Regions from separate parts of the Homo sapiens genome. Here region 1 is linked to region 2. Evidence: chromatin loops called from intact Hi-C (ENCODE). Cell type or tissue: A673. All regions are shown on one strand.

Region 1 (8,000 bases), 180 kb before region 2:
GGGAAGCAGAATATAAAAGTTTGGAAAATTTGCAGTCTGACAATGTGGTAGAAAACAAAAACCCATTTTCTGGGGAGAAATTCAAGCCAGCTGCAGAAATTTGCATAAATAACAAGGAGCCGAATGTTAATAGCCAAGATAATGGGGAAAATGTCTCCAGGGTATTTCAGAGATCTTCATAGCAATTCCTCTCATCACCAGCCCAGACGCTTAGGAAAGAAAAATGGTTTTATGGGCTGGGCCCAGAGCCACACTGCTATGTGCAGCCTTGGGACACGGTGCCCTGTGTCTCAGCCGCTCCAGCTCCAGCCATGGCTGACAGAGGCCAATGTACAGCTCATGCCATTGCTTCAGATATTGCAAGCCTCAAGCCGGGGTGGCTTCCATGTGGCGTTGGGCCTGTGGGTACACAGAAGAGTTGAAGTGTGGGAAACTCTTCCTGGGTTTCAGAGGATGTATGAAAATGTCTGGATGTTCAGGCAGAAGAAGTTTGCTGCAGGGACAGGTCCTGCATGGAGAACCTCTAGTAGGGCAATGCAGAGGGGAAATGTGGGGTTGGAGCTCCCACACAGAGTCCCCACCGGGACACTGCCTAGTGGAGCTGCGAGAAGAGGGCCACCGTTGTCCAGATCCCAGAACGGTGGATCCACTAACAACTTGCACTGTAAGCCTGGAAAAGCCAAAGGCACTCAAAGCCTGCCCATGAAAGCAGCCACAGGAGAGCAGCCATGGGGGCTGTACCCTGCAGATCTGAGCTGCCCAAGGCCTGGGGAGCCCACCTCTTCCATCAGCATGCCCTGGATATAAGAGATTAATAAAAGGAGGTTATTTTGGAACTTTAAGATGTAATGACTGCCCTGCTGTGTTTTGGACTTGCATGGGACCTGTAGCCTCTTTGTTTTGGCCAATTTCTCCCATCTGGAATGGGAGCATCTACCCACTGCCTGCACCTACATTGTAACTTGGAAGTAACTAACTTGCTTTTGATTTTACAGGCTCACAGGTGGAAGGGACTTTCCTTGTTTCAGATGAGACTTTGGACTTGAAAAATGTGCTAATGCTAGAATGAGTTAAGACTTTGGGGGACTGTTGGGAAGGCATGACTGTATTTTAAAATGTGAGAAGAACATGAGATTTGGGAGGGGCCAGGAGTGAAATGATATGGTTTGGCTCCGTATCCCCACCCAAATCTCATCTAGAATTATAACCCCCACATGTTGAGGGAAGAGCCTGATGGGAGGCGATTGGATCATAGGGGCAGTTTCCTCCATGCTGTTCTCATGACAGTGAGTGACTTCTCACAAGATCTGCTGGTTTTAAAATTGTGGCACTTGCCCCCTTTCTCTCTCCTGCCACCATGTAAGACATGCCTTGCTTTCCCTTTGCCTTCCACCATGATTGTAAGTTTCCTAAGGCCTTCCCAACCATGTGGAACTGTGAGTCAATTAAACCTCTTTTCTTTATAAATAACCCAGTCTCAGGTAATTCTTTATAACAATGTGAAAACAGAATAATACAGTTTCCTTAGTTTCCAGCTGCTGTATTTTTTAAGAAAACCCCCTGCAAAGTCTCCCCCCTTGCAGACAGAGTTCTTGGGTGGATTTTTTCAGTAAATTATTGAGTTCACACTCTCTATGGCTCCCTTTTTTCCAGGTACTCTCCCAAAACTTGGTCATTGTTCTGCTAGCCTGAGCTGTATCCTCTGACACCTCATACCAATAAGGCAGTAGCTCTCTGTAGATGAAGCAGCATGCAAGCTGAGTATGGGGCAGTAGAGGCTTGGGGGGCCTTTAGGCCTAAAGCTGCCAATTTTCCAACCTCATTCCTTTTTCTCCATATTTGCTATTGAGAGCCTTTAAATACTTGTATTTTTCAAATATATTTTCTATATTTTAAAATTATAGACAGGTTATTTCAAACAAGCCACTCTGCCATTACCAGAAATCATATGTCTTATGTGACTTTTAAGTTTTTTCTTCCTCTAGTCCTTCTATGCTTGAGTTCCACTGAAGAGTCACTTTCTCATATGTGAAAGAATATTCTTTGCTGATCAGTGTGTGGATTTTTTTCTCCTGCTAGAGTCTCAAAAAACAATGCAGCTATGTAATTGCTACAATTTAATGACCTTAACTCACTTTTACCTCCCAAAATGGCAGAAAGTAGTCAGAATTTATTTTTCATGTCTAGTAGTCAGCAAGGAGGATGGGAAAAGTGTGAAAAGGAAAAAAATTGTTTTTGAAATCAATTCTGTACTCTTCATAGCTAACTATTGCAAAAGTTCATTGGTCTCTTTCATTTTACTTCCTTAAATAACCACTTCTTCTCTTACTGAGAAGAACCTATTGCCCAGGACCTATCCTCTCTATTGAACCTGGAGGTTGTTTCTGAATATCTAGAGTCTTCATGGTCTTCAATGTTCAGCCATCATTTTATGCTTTAAAAAAATTTCTTGGCTGGAAAATCTTTGAGAACATAAACTGTTCACCAGTGTACCTGTTCCTAAATTCACACTTTTTTGAATTCCGGTCAGTTCTATTCCTATACAAAGTTGAAACCAATAATACAGAAAATATTATTTTGGGAAGGAGAGGGAAATTAAGAGTTGAAAGCTAGAATTTGTAACTGTCAGGAAGTTAGAACAGAAGACACTAGGGTATGTAAATAGATATTCAATATATTAAATTCAGATAATAATATTTGAGTTCTTAAGAAGTATCTGGCCTATAGTAGATGTTACATAATTATTTGTTAAAGGAAAATTATTTATTTATACTAGTGAATGATGGAGTGTCTTTATTCATGCTATTTACTGTGATTCATTTGAAAGACAGTTTTATTTAACTTTTCTAGGAAGAGAGAATAAAAGTTTGTATCACAACCTCTGAGACTGCCTCCGACTCTAAAATATCTATCTATCTATCTATCTATCTATCTATCTATCTATCTATCCATCTATCTATCTAGCATCTAGCATCTATCTATATATGATTGTGTGTTTCCAGATCAAAACAAGCTTGACAAGGCCTCCTCCAGGCATACCATGATAAGTCTTTGCCCATCTCTATGACAACACTTCATACTGTTTTGTAATAATTTATAGGGTTGTCACCTCCATCAGACAGTGAACTGAAGGATGAGAGCAGTGCTATAATCATTTCAGAAGATCTCAGCCATAATTACTGCCTGCTATACACAGTAGAAACTCAGAAAATGATAAATGGGTACATGTGGGACTTTTTGTACATAAATGAATGGTGTAGTTTTTATGTAAATTATCATTAAAGGCTTTTTTCCTATATCATATTAATATGCCAAATTAGACTGCTATTGAGAATATACAGTTTCAACACAATTTATTGGCTGCATCTTAAGGGCCAGGCGCCAGAAGGGGGCAGAAGATGTAAAAATGAGAGCATTTGTCCATGTGCTAATAGCACTTACAGAGGAACAATGGCCTCTGTTGCCTATTTTCATGTTAAGCAAAAATTGGCACAGGAAGCAAGGCTATTATGACTGGAATCTCCTTTGGAATTCTCAAGATTAATATAAGAGTCATAAATAGTCATAATAGTCTTTTTAAATATTTGATTGTTTTAAATGTAATTTCTACTTAAAGATTTATGCCTAAGATATATCAGCAGGCAATGCTCTTGGGCTAAGAGTTTTGAAGGGTTATTTTCAATCTCTACTTTTAATCCACAAGCCAATAGAATACCAGGAATTATTGTACACCACATTCTGCCATAGTCAATTATGCTAGATTTATTTCCAAAATATAAATTGTAACCTCTCCGTTTTACCATAAAGTGAACCAGATGAAGTAAGTAAGGCACACATAGTTGGCACATAGGAAAAAATTTGATGTCTCTTCTCATTTCTAGGATTTGGTAAAAGAATAATGGATTTATACAATGAGTTAAGATTGCCCAAAGATAACTTTTAGATTACCGAATTGCATAAAGAAATAACCAGTTGCTTTAGCTGCTAAGCTCTGCTCTTTAGAAAGAAGTAGCACCAATTTAGCAAACTCAAGGAAACAGAACACATTGGAGCACCTAACCAAAGTGAAGTTAGGAAACAAATATTAGAATTGAAAACTCTGGAGAAGAGAGAATTGGGTCATTCTTATATTTTCTAGAATCAAAGACACAGCAGAATGTGAAATATCCCATTAACATCTACCACCTCATAGCCATTGCCCTTGTCTCTTCTAGTGTAGGTCTAGCTCTATTGTTTTAATCTGGACAATTTTAGTAACCTGTTAGCTCAGTTCTTTGTTAGCAGTCTCAGCTTCCTCTCGTATGTACTCCAGAGACCCACCAGAGTGGAAGGAACATGTCGTTTTCATGCTCAAGTTCCTTCAGCAACTCCATCAGAGAACAAAACCCAAGGCAAGCCTGGTATTTAAATCTTTTTACACAGTCCTTCTTTGCAAGATCTTTAAAATAGCAACATTAATCATAATAATAACAGCAACTATATTCTGTGTGTATTGTTGGGACATTTCACATGGCTACATTTAAACGTTTGTCTACGTTTGCTGTTTCACTATATTTGCAGCCCTTGCAGCACAGATGTGTTTTTTCTATCAGTTCTATAAACAATATTACACAAAGTGTCGAGCAGTGACTGCATTAATTAAGGGGTCACCAAGTTCCAAGGCAATTTAAGTAAGAATTTTAATGCTGCCATGAAATCCAAAGTGCTTGTTCATGTTTAACAAGCTGTGCAGTGAAGGAAAGGCGATGAAATTTGGCACTGCAAAAGATGGAACACACACTTTTTTTCACCCGAATGATCACTAGATGCGGTAAAAACAGAAAACTCTTTTTAGCTTTTTTATTTTTTAATACAAAGTAATGGGAGATCTTGTATTTCTGCCTAATGCCAATTTTCTGACTCAAAATGACCAAATCACTTTTCAGGGATAGTGAAATTGTTCAGTGGAATTTCATTATGCTGGGAAATGAAATTAATGTGCAGTCCAAAAATAAAATCAACTTTCTGTAAAAATAGGGTATTGGTAGACTCTAAAAGGATGTTTTAAAAAGGATAAAATGACAGCAACCCCAAGACATTTTAAAAATGCGGTAATGTAGTTATTCTGATCATTTTTTTTCTCTTAAAAATGTTTTCCACATACATTTGGATCAAATGTCCACAATTATATTTTATTATTATTTTACTTTTACTTGTACATTCCAAATGGAGACTGTGTTCATTCTTTTACCCATATCATGAGCTGGCTGAAACATTCAAACGCCACACATTCATCTCCTACAAAGATCAACTAGAAACACCACATTGTACTCAAAATAATTTCTCAGGAAATTCTTGCTTGTTTGTAAACCTGTTTTAACTAAGATTCTGTTTCCTCCCACTCCAAAATCTGGGAGTAGCGGCTTCCAGCTTGATCTTGTGTCCCTTCCAGACTTGGTGTTGACCCCTTATTTCCTGGTAGCCATTCCCTTTCTTTACAGATAGCAGCTCTGCCCAACTCCCTTGACCTTCTATTGCTTGAAGAAGAAAGTGTTCCCTCTAATGTCAACACTGAGTCACATGTTGCTGTAATAGATGTAACTGTCAAGATTCTTTGTCCTCAGTGCACCTTTGACCATGGTTGATCAATCCCTGCTCTTTGATAATCTCCTGTTATTTGACTTCTGGGATGTCGCCCTCTCTGGTTTCCCCCCCTACCCACCTTAGCTGTTACTTCTATATCTTCTTTGCTGGTTCTACCTCATCTCTTTGACTCAGTCTTGGACATCTTTTCTTTTTTCAATATACTCACCTTCTTCATGGTGCCATCAGTCTCACAGCATTAAAATCTATCTATAGGCTTGTGTCTCCCAAATGGTGACTCTCCTTTCTAGTCCTTTCCCCTGAACTCAAGTCTCCAGTTATCTGCTTAACATCCCCACACAGATATCTAATAAACATCTTAAATCTAGCATGTCCCAAATAGAGTTCTTTCCAGCTTTCTGCATCTCAGTTTTGGCAACTCCATCATTTGCATCACTCAGACCCAGTCATCTGTGATTCTTCTCTTACTCTCCCACTCCACATCAAATCTCCCATCATGCCAATGTCGCCATCAAAATATATGCACAGTGGAAGAATTCTCATGACTTCCACTGCTACCAACCTGGAACGAGCCAGCACCATCATTGTCACAGATTACGGAAACACCTTCTTCTTTCTCCTTCTGCCTTTGTGATCTATATTCTGCCTACCATCCTATCTTTTCGGTTATTCTTAACACTGCTATCAAAATAGGTTATATCATCTCACATCCCCTTTTACACCCCTTCTGTAGCTTCCTGTGTTATTTCAAGGGAAAACTAAAACCATTACAATGGCCTGCGAGGTTCTACACAATCTGCATCTCCCCACTGCCCTGATTTGTGTAACTCCCACTTACAAACCCTCCACTGGCCTACACTGGCTGGCTTGCTGCTCCCAAAGCCTGTGCATCCTACTTCTCCCTCAGAGCCTGCTACAATCTGAATGTTTGTGCCCGCCCTCCCACAAAATTTACATATTGAAATCTAATCACCATTGTGACAGTATCTGAAGGTGAAGCCTTTGGGGGTGATTAGGTCTTGAGGGCTCCACCTTCATGAATGGAGTAATAACCCTTATAAGAGAGGCCCCAGAGAGCTGTCTTGCCACTTCCACCACGTGAGATACAGCATGAAGGCTCCGTCTATGCAACAGAAAGCAGCCCCTCACAGACACTCCATGTGCCAGTGCCTTGATTCTGGACTTCCCAGCCTCTGGAAGAGAAATCAATTTCTGTCGTTTAAACCATTCAGTCTATGGTAGCTTTGTTATGACAGCCCAAGAGGACTAAGACAGAGCCTTTGCACTTGCTATTTCCTCTGCTGGACCACTTTCCCTGGCTAATTTCCATTCCGCCATGTTGCTCCTTCTCTCAGCTCTCCTACATCTTACCCAAGTATCGCCTTCTCAGCAAGTTCTTCCATTACCACCTCTAAAACTGGAATGCCTCCAGTGCTCCCTCTTCTCATGGTCTGCTTAGTTCTCTCTACAGCACATCTCACATATTATATATTTCAGCTTTTTATGCTTTTGATTCTCTGCCTCCTTCTACCAGAACACAAACCCCGTGGAACAGGGATCATCATCTGTGTCCTCATGGTTGGATCCCTCATGGTCTAGAGTAGTAACTGCTACATAGGTGCTCAATAAATGTTTTTTGATTGAATGAAAGAACAGAACTACCTTGTCTCTGGTCTCAGATGTACAAGCTTGCCATCCTTTAATCTGCCATGAGCAGTTCAATCCAAATTAACATTTACAAGCACCAATTATATTTGAGATGAATAAGACAAAAATCCTTGCCCTAAAGAAAACGGCAGTTTAGCAAGAAGATAACTGGTAGTAATAACAATAATAATAACAAAGATAACAGTTTTCATTTATCAGTTGTCTAATATGTGCTAGGAACTGAACGAGGTTATATTTCCTTTGCATCTAGTAACTCAGCTGCAGGATCGAAGGAGAGTCAAAGGAGTGAAGGAAGGCTTCAGATCTGGGCCATATGAATGCCTATATATGTATAGCATGGTGCGAAAAAAATAAAAGGGTATATTGACTAAAACATTCACATCAAAAGATGAATTTAGGCTTTGTATGTGAAGACACAGAGGGGCAGCACAGCAAAGCACATCAGTGTGAGGTTCAGGTGGTAGACCACCGCATTCCAATACTTCCTCTGCCACTAGGTATGTGAGCTGGAGCAAGTCGTTTAACATTTCTGGCCCCTGTCTTCTCATTTGCCAAAGGAGGAAACAATAGTCCTCACTACCTGTTTAAGGGGACGAGGTGCAATTACATAAGTTAATATGTAAAAAAAAAAAAAAAAAAAAAACGTAAATACCTGCTTGACACCTAGTGAGTACTGCATCGTGATCAATTATAATTCTTTATAAGCAGCAAGTGCTTCATCCATTTATTCTCTGAACACATGTGGGGCA
Region 2 (8,000 bases):
ATCCCTGATGATTATCTGACATGTGGAGAAAATACCATGAAATATTCATGAGTGTATACAAAGTGCCTGACTCATAGTTAGCTCAAGTAAATGTGTGTGCCTGTGTCCTGAAAGAGTGGTTATTTCCCCCAGCACTAACACTACCGTAAGAAGTGCAGGTGGGAGAAAAACAAAGAGGACCTCTGAGTCAGACACCCCCTCCAGGGCTCCATTGTTCTCATTCAAGTCAGGAGATGGTGGAATATCTCCATGTCCCAGAAGGCCCACCCAACCTCTCTAACGGAAAACCTTTGGCTAGTTCAAGGTGTGGCATGAAAATTAAGCCCACACATCAGAAACATTGCACCCACCACAACCAGCATGGGTTTACCACGTGCTTGCATCTGACAGCATTGTTTAGACAGAGCTTTAAGTCTTAGTTTCACAAATTAAATGTGTTGAATGAGTGACCAAGTGATTGAATTTAGTCAAATAAATATCAGTCAGTTGATCCCCTTTTTTGTGAAAAAACAAGCATGCATTGCACCTGTACCAAATTTTGGCATGCATGATCTTATGGGCTAGACTGGGAGTGACTTTCAATGCTATCTTTGACTGACAAGGAACCTGAGGCTCAGGGAGGTTATATCGCTAGTAACCTGCAGAGCCTGGTGCAGAATCTACAAGCTGGCCTGCACTGAGATGCCTCTACGTGGAGCAAAATGTCTAGGTTTTGCTTAATTTGAACCCATCAAGAAAGAAAATGGCACTATTCTGGGGTCAATAGTTCTCCATATTGTGTGAATATTGCTTTTCCTTTTCTACTTTAAAAGTGACACCAGAGTGGTTTTCGCCAGTTAAAAATACTATAGCTGTCTGTTCAGTAGGGAATCTTTTGTAAAGAGGATCAAATATTTAAGACAGGGCATTTTTCCCCCTTAGAGCAGAGCTAAGCGGAGGATAAAAACGTGCTATCTTCCTCATCCGTATGCAAGAAGGAGAGTTTGGATCCACATTCTTGTAAACCTGGAGGAGTCAGATAACAAGCGTTTCTCAATCCAGTGGCTCAAATTTCAACCAAATATAACTTTTCTATCTTGCAAGACAGATGTGGCAATCCAGAAATATTATGATGAGAATGTAGGGGAAGGAGAAAGCACAGTTTGTAGTTACATGGCAATGAAGGGATATCAAACTGTGCACCATAATACCATGAATTACGAGACCAATGGGACAAGAATTTTTTTCCTGGGAGGATGGATGGGTGACACTAATACTCCTGTGACTGAAGAAAGCCAGCATGTGCCCTGATGTTACAGAAGGAAACACAGACATAAAAGTCTAATATAAACATTCTTGGGCCCAGACTGAAGTGAAGATAGAAAGGTTACCATCGACAATATGGATATAAAAATATCAATCTGCAGTATAATTATAAATAAAACGGTTGTTAACTTTTACAACGCCTACATATATTTATGTAATGTCAAAGCTTACACATCACCAATCTTTATATCAACTTTTATATTGGCATTCTGAGAAAAACACCATATTTCCTGGAGTTTTTTGTAAAATAACAGAGAGGCTATGGCCATAAACATTCTTCAAATGCATAGATCTCATCTCTGCGTGTGTAAATGGTATGTGTGCTGTGTACATTGACATGCTAATGAAAGCATAAATAACTCACCAGAGACTCCAGAAATGGCCAGAGCAGCATTGTCAATTTGACCTTTAGCAGAAACAGCATGAAAATATTACCAGTGCATCCAAACGCTGCACCCACCCTGAATCTGGGAATGCAGGAAAGAACAGAACACCCTGACTACTTCCTATACGACAGTGTGGCCCAAAGAGTGCCTGGTCCAGCCTCAGGGAGACTGAGTTCAAGTCTACAGCTGCCAGTAGCCGGCTCAGTAATTTTTAAGTAAATCGAGCATCATTTTATGTCTCCAGATGTTTGCCCATAACAGAGACTTTCAAGTATATGTATGAGGCCAGACCCAAAATCATGTGAAAGACTTTTTGAGATCCCAACCAGAAACCATTAAATTGAGGGCTATTCCACTCATAAAGGTAACATGAGAAAGTGGTGCACTTACTCCAAGGATAAAATTGTCACTATCATTTGCAGACCTCATTGGTTGCTACTGTCCTACAGGGCAACACCTGCTTGGGGAACAGCCTTGGCTATACAGGCAATGGGGCTGGGTTCAAACTCTGACCCCATCACTTATCAGCTATGTGACTATAGGCAAGTCACTTAACCTCTTTGAGATGTCATTGCATCTGCTGTAACATGAGAACAGCAGTATCCACCTAATGGTGGTATTGCGATAATTAAAAAGCCACAGCTAGCATGGTGAATGCTGTGTAGTAGACAATAGATGAAGGATTCTCCTTCTTTTTTCCGACATGGGTTCATTTACAAGTTGCACAAGAAAACGGCCTCATAATATCCACCCAACACATCAGCCAGGCTTGCCACGAGGATCTGATGTGACAGTAGATGTGAAGACACTTTGAATATCTCATTTATCATAACCATGTGTGTTCACTGAGTGTGTATATATAAGAGATGCTGTTGTAGGTGCCAATAAATATGTTATTTAGACCTAATAATCACTACCATGCTAACATTGATGGGAAGGAGGGGACTTTGCCCTCAACTCACAATCTTATCCATAAAGAAGGCAGTTTCTGGCCCCTCTTCCCATGTGGGGAAGCACTCTCTCTCCTCACCTCAATTTGCTCTTCTCCATTAGAAGAGTAATCATAAAGACATGGGCCTTTTCCCAAATGTACTCCTTGTTGGGCATTTGTCTAAGGGCTTCACACACAGTTACTGATTTAGTTCTCACAGCACCTTCAGCAGATGGCATTATTATTATTCCCATTTCACAGATGAGGAAATCAAGGTTGAACTCCATCATGTCACCTGACAGCAAAAGATGTGTGACCAGTAAGTGTCCGAGCCAGAGAGACATGGGAGGAGAGAGGCAGCTGTGTTTGCTCTGCAGACCCCAAGGATACTGATCCAACCAGCCGATGGGCAAGAAGATCAGATAAAAGGAAGGGGTAGTCCACCTCCTCTCCCAGCTGCAGGCCCAGGGGAAGAGCAGGGTGACGGTCAGGTGCACATGTAGAAGGTAAGCCCAGATGCATGCATACCTGGCAGGAGGAAGCACTAGAAGGGCCACTCTGAGGATAAATGTGGAGGGTGAGACAGGAACCTGCCTTTAGGGTTCTGCAATTCTGCCTCTGGGTGCCTGGCATGGCTCACAGAGAGTCTGGACTCCACAACCAGATTAGCACTCGCTATTAGACAACACCGCCTAGTGGTTAAACTCACGGTCTCTGCCTGCATCCAAATCCCAGCTCGGTCCCACCCCATTTACTGAAAGGCCAGATTCAGATGGGATGTGGGAGCTACACTTTGCTCAACCCTAGACTATATTCTCTAATCTAGGGTGGCCCTGAGCTTTGCTTTGTGGTTTCTGGAACTTGCCCGGGTTAATAAAGCTGATGTAGTTTTCCTTTTAACGGTGTAAAACCCTAAACCTCTAACAGTAAACTGGGGGCCTAAAAGAAATGTCACTGGGTTTTATTATAATTATCCACAGGCCCAGGGATTCTCAAAGTGCAATCCTCGAACCAGTGAGATTAGTATGGCTTAGAAAATTATCTGGCCCAATTCCAGACCTACTGAGTCAGAAACCCTGGGCCTGGGGCCCAGCAATCTGTGTGTGAACAACCCCTCCAGGTGATACTGATACATGCTTAAGTTGGAGACCTAATCACAGGCACCATCAGTCAATCAATCAATTCTACCAGCCCTACTGGGTACGAAAACAAAGCCTTGACACACTTTGTAGGGTGGAGCCTGCCGTAAGATGATCCCCCACCCTCACCTCAGCACACAAATCCACCCATTTCCTTACACAGGAGCCATATGGATTTTGCTAATACAAACATAGTAACTAGTCAGCTCAAAAAGTTTCCATGAGAAAAAGTCCCAATGGTGTTTTCCCATTAATTGGGATTGCTCCATTGCTATTTCTAACAAAAACATCATTTTTAGAAGAGAAAATACAAGCAGAAAGCATTGCAGCTAAAATAAAGGATTGTTACATTTTGTGCTTCTTCACCTCTTCCCACCTGTCTTATGCTAAGCATGTGTGCACACACGTGAGCACACACATGCACACCTACAACACTCTGCTGGGACAAGACCCCAATCCTATCAGTTCAGGTAAACCCAGCAGTGACGGGATTCCAATGAAAAAGGAATTTCATGCTCAAGTCAGGCCCTGGGGCAGTGCCCCCTTGCACACAGGGTTTCTGCTTCTCAGCCTTCAGGGTTTCCCTCTTCTCGGGGCGGTATCCTCAGCTGTCTTCTTTTGATGGGGACCAAGAAACTTGGCCTATTTTCTCCTTTTGGTCTTTGTCACTGCCTCCATCCACTCTGCCCCTGGGGTTGTCATCCCCCAGGCATGCAGAGATCACCCTGTAGGTCTCCTCCTGGTTCCCTGGCTATTCCCAAAAACAAACCAGAGCACTAAATATGAAAAGAAGACAGATCACAAAAGCCACCAACAGAGAGCTGGGGACTTGAGACTTCTGCCTTTTGCTTCCAGTTCTGATAGAAGATCCCACTAATCCTCTCCTTCTTTGACCCCCTCCTTCATGGGGGTCCACGTTCACCTCTTTTAGTAACCACAGTCTCGGCTTAAGGTAAGGACAGTGTTTACTATTTATCAGTTGCTCTATGGCAAGCAGTAGGCTGGAATTTAATAGATATTAGCTGACATAGTCCTTGTGACAACACTATGAGAAAGATATTGTTACTCTTGTTTAACAGATGAGAAAACTGGGGCAAAAACTGAGGGAAAAGGACTTTCCTCACTCTCCATGCTGCCCTCCTGACTTTTCCTAGCTGAAGACACATGTCAGAGCCTGGGGGAGCTCTTGTTTCAAATCTGCCTTTAGGTCAGCCCCAGCCTGGGTGACATCAGTACCCTGAGACGCCCTCCAAAAAGGCTCACAGTAGAGCACTGCTCAGTAGGGTCATGGCAATGGCCCCTGTCCGGAGGCAGCCAACGCTGCTGAGCCTGGCCCTCATGGCTCAGTTCCACACCCCTTTGTTAAATAACTCTGAAGAACCATATTCAATCACTGAATCTCCTTGTTCCTCCAGCTGCTCATCTGAAATATGGAGACAAAAATGCCTTCCTATCCACCTCACAGCGCAGGAATAAGCCCCAAATAGAAAAGGTGGATGGGAAAGATTGAAAGTATAATGAAAAGAGCATTACATTAAAAGCTTCAAAGGAGATGTCGACCTATAGTAGATACCAGATCCAAAAACTTCAAACTTGGTGATGAAACCAGTTAAATGACCAGTTGTCAATGAAGATATGAAAGAACCAACAAGTGCACATTAAGAGATTTCTTTTTGAATGAATAGTTCATTAGATACAGTCACCGGGAGCTGGGAGTCCCATCCCACCCACATAGAGGAGGGATGGACAGGTGTTGCCCTTTAATCCCAACAGAGGAGAGGCTTTGATGTATGCTCCTTATGATGGAGTACACCACAAATTCAGCCTGACTTGGCCCTGGAAAGCCAAAACTGACTGTGGTCCAGAGTTCAGCCCCATGTCTGGGAATTAAGCCTGTGAGCCAGAGTTGAATCATGATAGAAATGTTGACCCAGGGTTGTCCCAAAATGGGTTCTGCCAAGGAGGGGCCTCAGCATGGAGACACAGAAGGCTGGACAGGCAGAAGCAGAGGCTGAGAAGAGACTGACTGGGAGCATCCTCTTGAAAGAGAAGCATTTCCCATGAAAGAGGAGCCCGGGGAAGCCACCAGCGAATTCATAAAAGTGCCCATAAGAGATGGTCTGCCTGGCTGAGAGAGGGCAGAGCCATCTCCCTCCAGCATTAGTGGACTATGGACTTCCTCATGCCTTATCCCTCACCTCCACCCCCACTTCTATGCTGGTGGGATCACACACAGCAGCCAGAGAGTGGGTGAGGATGTGAGCTAGGGACAGAGAGGCACTGACCATACCCATTCCCGAAAAGCAAATATTCTACCTGCCACCAGCCCCAGCTGGGTGGAGGGGAGACCTCACCCTTGAATGAGGAGGGGAGCACTCATCCCCATACTGGCCTGGATACTCTAGCTAATTGAGGCAGGTTTTGTGACTTAAAGTGACTAAGAGCCTGGTGTCACCTAAGAGACCACAAAAGCCATGAGACCCACCCAATTTCCATCTCCACTTAGCAGACTGAAAGGAACAGTGGGAGAAAAATAAAGTTCCTTTCACTATTATACCCCATTATTTCTGCTTACTTAATATGCCAGCTACAAGGTGCTGTTTTTTTACCCTAACAGATGCCACCACCATTTACGCGGGAATCCAAGCCAGAAACCTGGGTGGCCCTTCACTCCTGTCCACTCACCTCCCCTGGTCAGCCCCTCACCGTCAATACCTCCCTGAGTCATCACTTCTCAATCTCACAGACCTCCATCATCTTCCATCTGCCTGCATCATGGACTGGCCTCCTAATTCAGCCTCCCTGACTCTCAGCTTTCCCTATTCAATCCACTCTCCTTATTGCAGCCAAAGCGATGTTTCCGAAATGCAAAGCCGACACCTCTATTATGTTGAAAACCCTTCCGTGGACCCCAGCTACCTTCAGAATAGAGTCCAACCTTTTAACTAGGCTTCTAAGGTTTTTCAGAACCTGGGCCTGCCTCTCTCCCACCCTCTGCTTCCCTCACTCCACTTGCTCCCACCCACTCTGAGCCAGGTACTCCTTCAGTGCTCCACCGAAGGCACCACGTCCTCCTGGTGTTTGCTCCTACTGTACTCAGAGAACAAACTCCAGGACTGCTAACTGATGTACTGAGGTGGGCTGTGAAATGATCCAGGTGCTCCTGGTTTTCTAACCTCTAAAGCCTTAACCTCCAATTTGCCATTAGTGCACCAACCATTATTGGTGCAGCATACCAGTATAAGCCAGAAAAGTCTGGTTGAAGCCACACCCTATAAGGGAAGAAGGGCAGGGCTTTTGCATGGCTAACAACTCAGGTCTCAGTCCAAATATCACCTCTTGCAGGAAGCCTGCCTTGACTTCCCGACACTGGGCTAAGTTGCCCTCCTAATAGCTCCATAACACAGTCTCACTGCTGCCTTGCTTATCCCACTGTTTATCTGGTTGCAAGTTCTTTGAGGGCAGGGCTGTGTCCTATTCACAGCTAGAGCTCAACCTTCCAACGCCTCATCTATATAAAAGAATAGTGAAAGTTTATCCCTCGGGGAGTTATTATTATAAAATGAGAAAATTAATGGAGAGCACATAGCATGGTATCTGGTGTATAGGTAAATACTTAATAAATTTATTTATTTTTATTATTGCTCAACACATTGTTGAATAAATGAGTCAATGGAAAGATTGATGTCATTATTACAATGTGGCATATATGTGCCCCCAGGAACAGCCTGTGGGCAAAGGCAGGCTACTGACTAAATGACTTGTCAAGGTCTTTTCTATCCCAATAACTTTCTGATTTTGAGGCCCATGAATTACCCAAACACCATCAAAACTGAAAAATTTACCTCCATCAAGTGGTTGTCGGCCACAGAGATTGATAAGAGATGGGAAGTGCTGGTGGTAAAACTACATTTCTAATTAGCTAGAAAAATTCGTCCTGTGTGCGTGTGTAAAAGGGTCTTTAGATAAATGCCTGTGTTATCTCTCCCTCACAGGGCCTGGGTGGCCAGCCAAGTGCTGACTTACTTCTGCATTTCAACAGAATCTGTTTTGTAAATTTGTTAAATTCTTCAGAATGAAACTACTTCCTGGTGGAAACTCATTTTCTGCCCCCTTTCCTGCCTCTTTTCTAGTTTTCCACCTCCGGCATGACTTGCTGGCTCTGTGGGCAGTGACTGTCACTCTCCAACATGTTCTCTCCCGTCCCGTGAACTGGACTTCCCAATCCCCTCGCTGACG

What was found. A loop is a pair of places that touch in the nucleus more often than their neighbours do. Peaks named below come from ENCODE experiments on the same cell type or tissue, not always from the same donor. Only the 100,000 strongest peaks of a DNase experiment are listed, where the experiment ranks them.
Region 1: a loop joins it to region 2, with 3 times the contacts of the local background. A loop is called at or near these places in 3 of 110 quality-filtered maps.

The regions. Positions count from the first base shown.
Region 1 is chr2:122,364,152-122,372,151 of GRCh38, reverse strand. The region is part of intron 3 of LOC105373592 (a long non-coding RNA gene); the gene reads right to left. Among named protein-coding and RNA genes, the nearest start is that of LINC01823, 580 kb to the right of the region's middle. In A673, a CTCF peak has its summit at 3,361 (motif pointing right); a DNase peak (open chromatin) is centred at 3,401.
Region 2 is chr2:122,186,845-122,194,844 of GRCh38, reverse strand. All of the region lies in intron 2 of LOC105373592 (a long non-coding RNA gene), which reads right to left. Among named protein-coding and RNA genes, the nearest start is that of LINC01823, 400 kb to the right of the region's middle. RefSeq lists a silencer at 2,186-2,386. In A673, a CTCF peak has its summit at 3,328; DNase peaks (open chromatin) are centred at 54, 1,054 and 3,314; H3K27ac peaks cover 3,069 bases.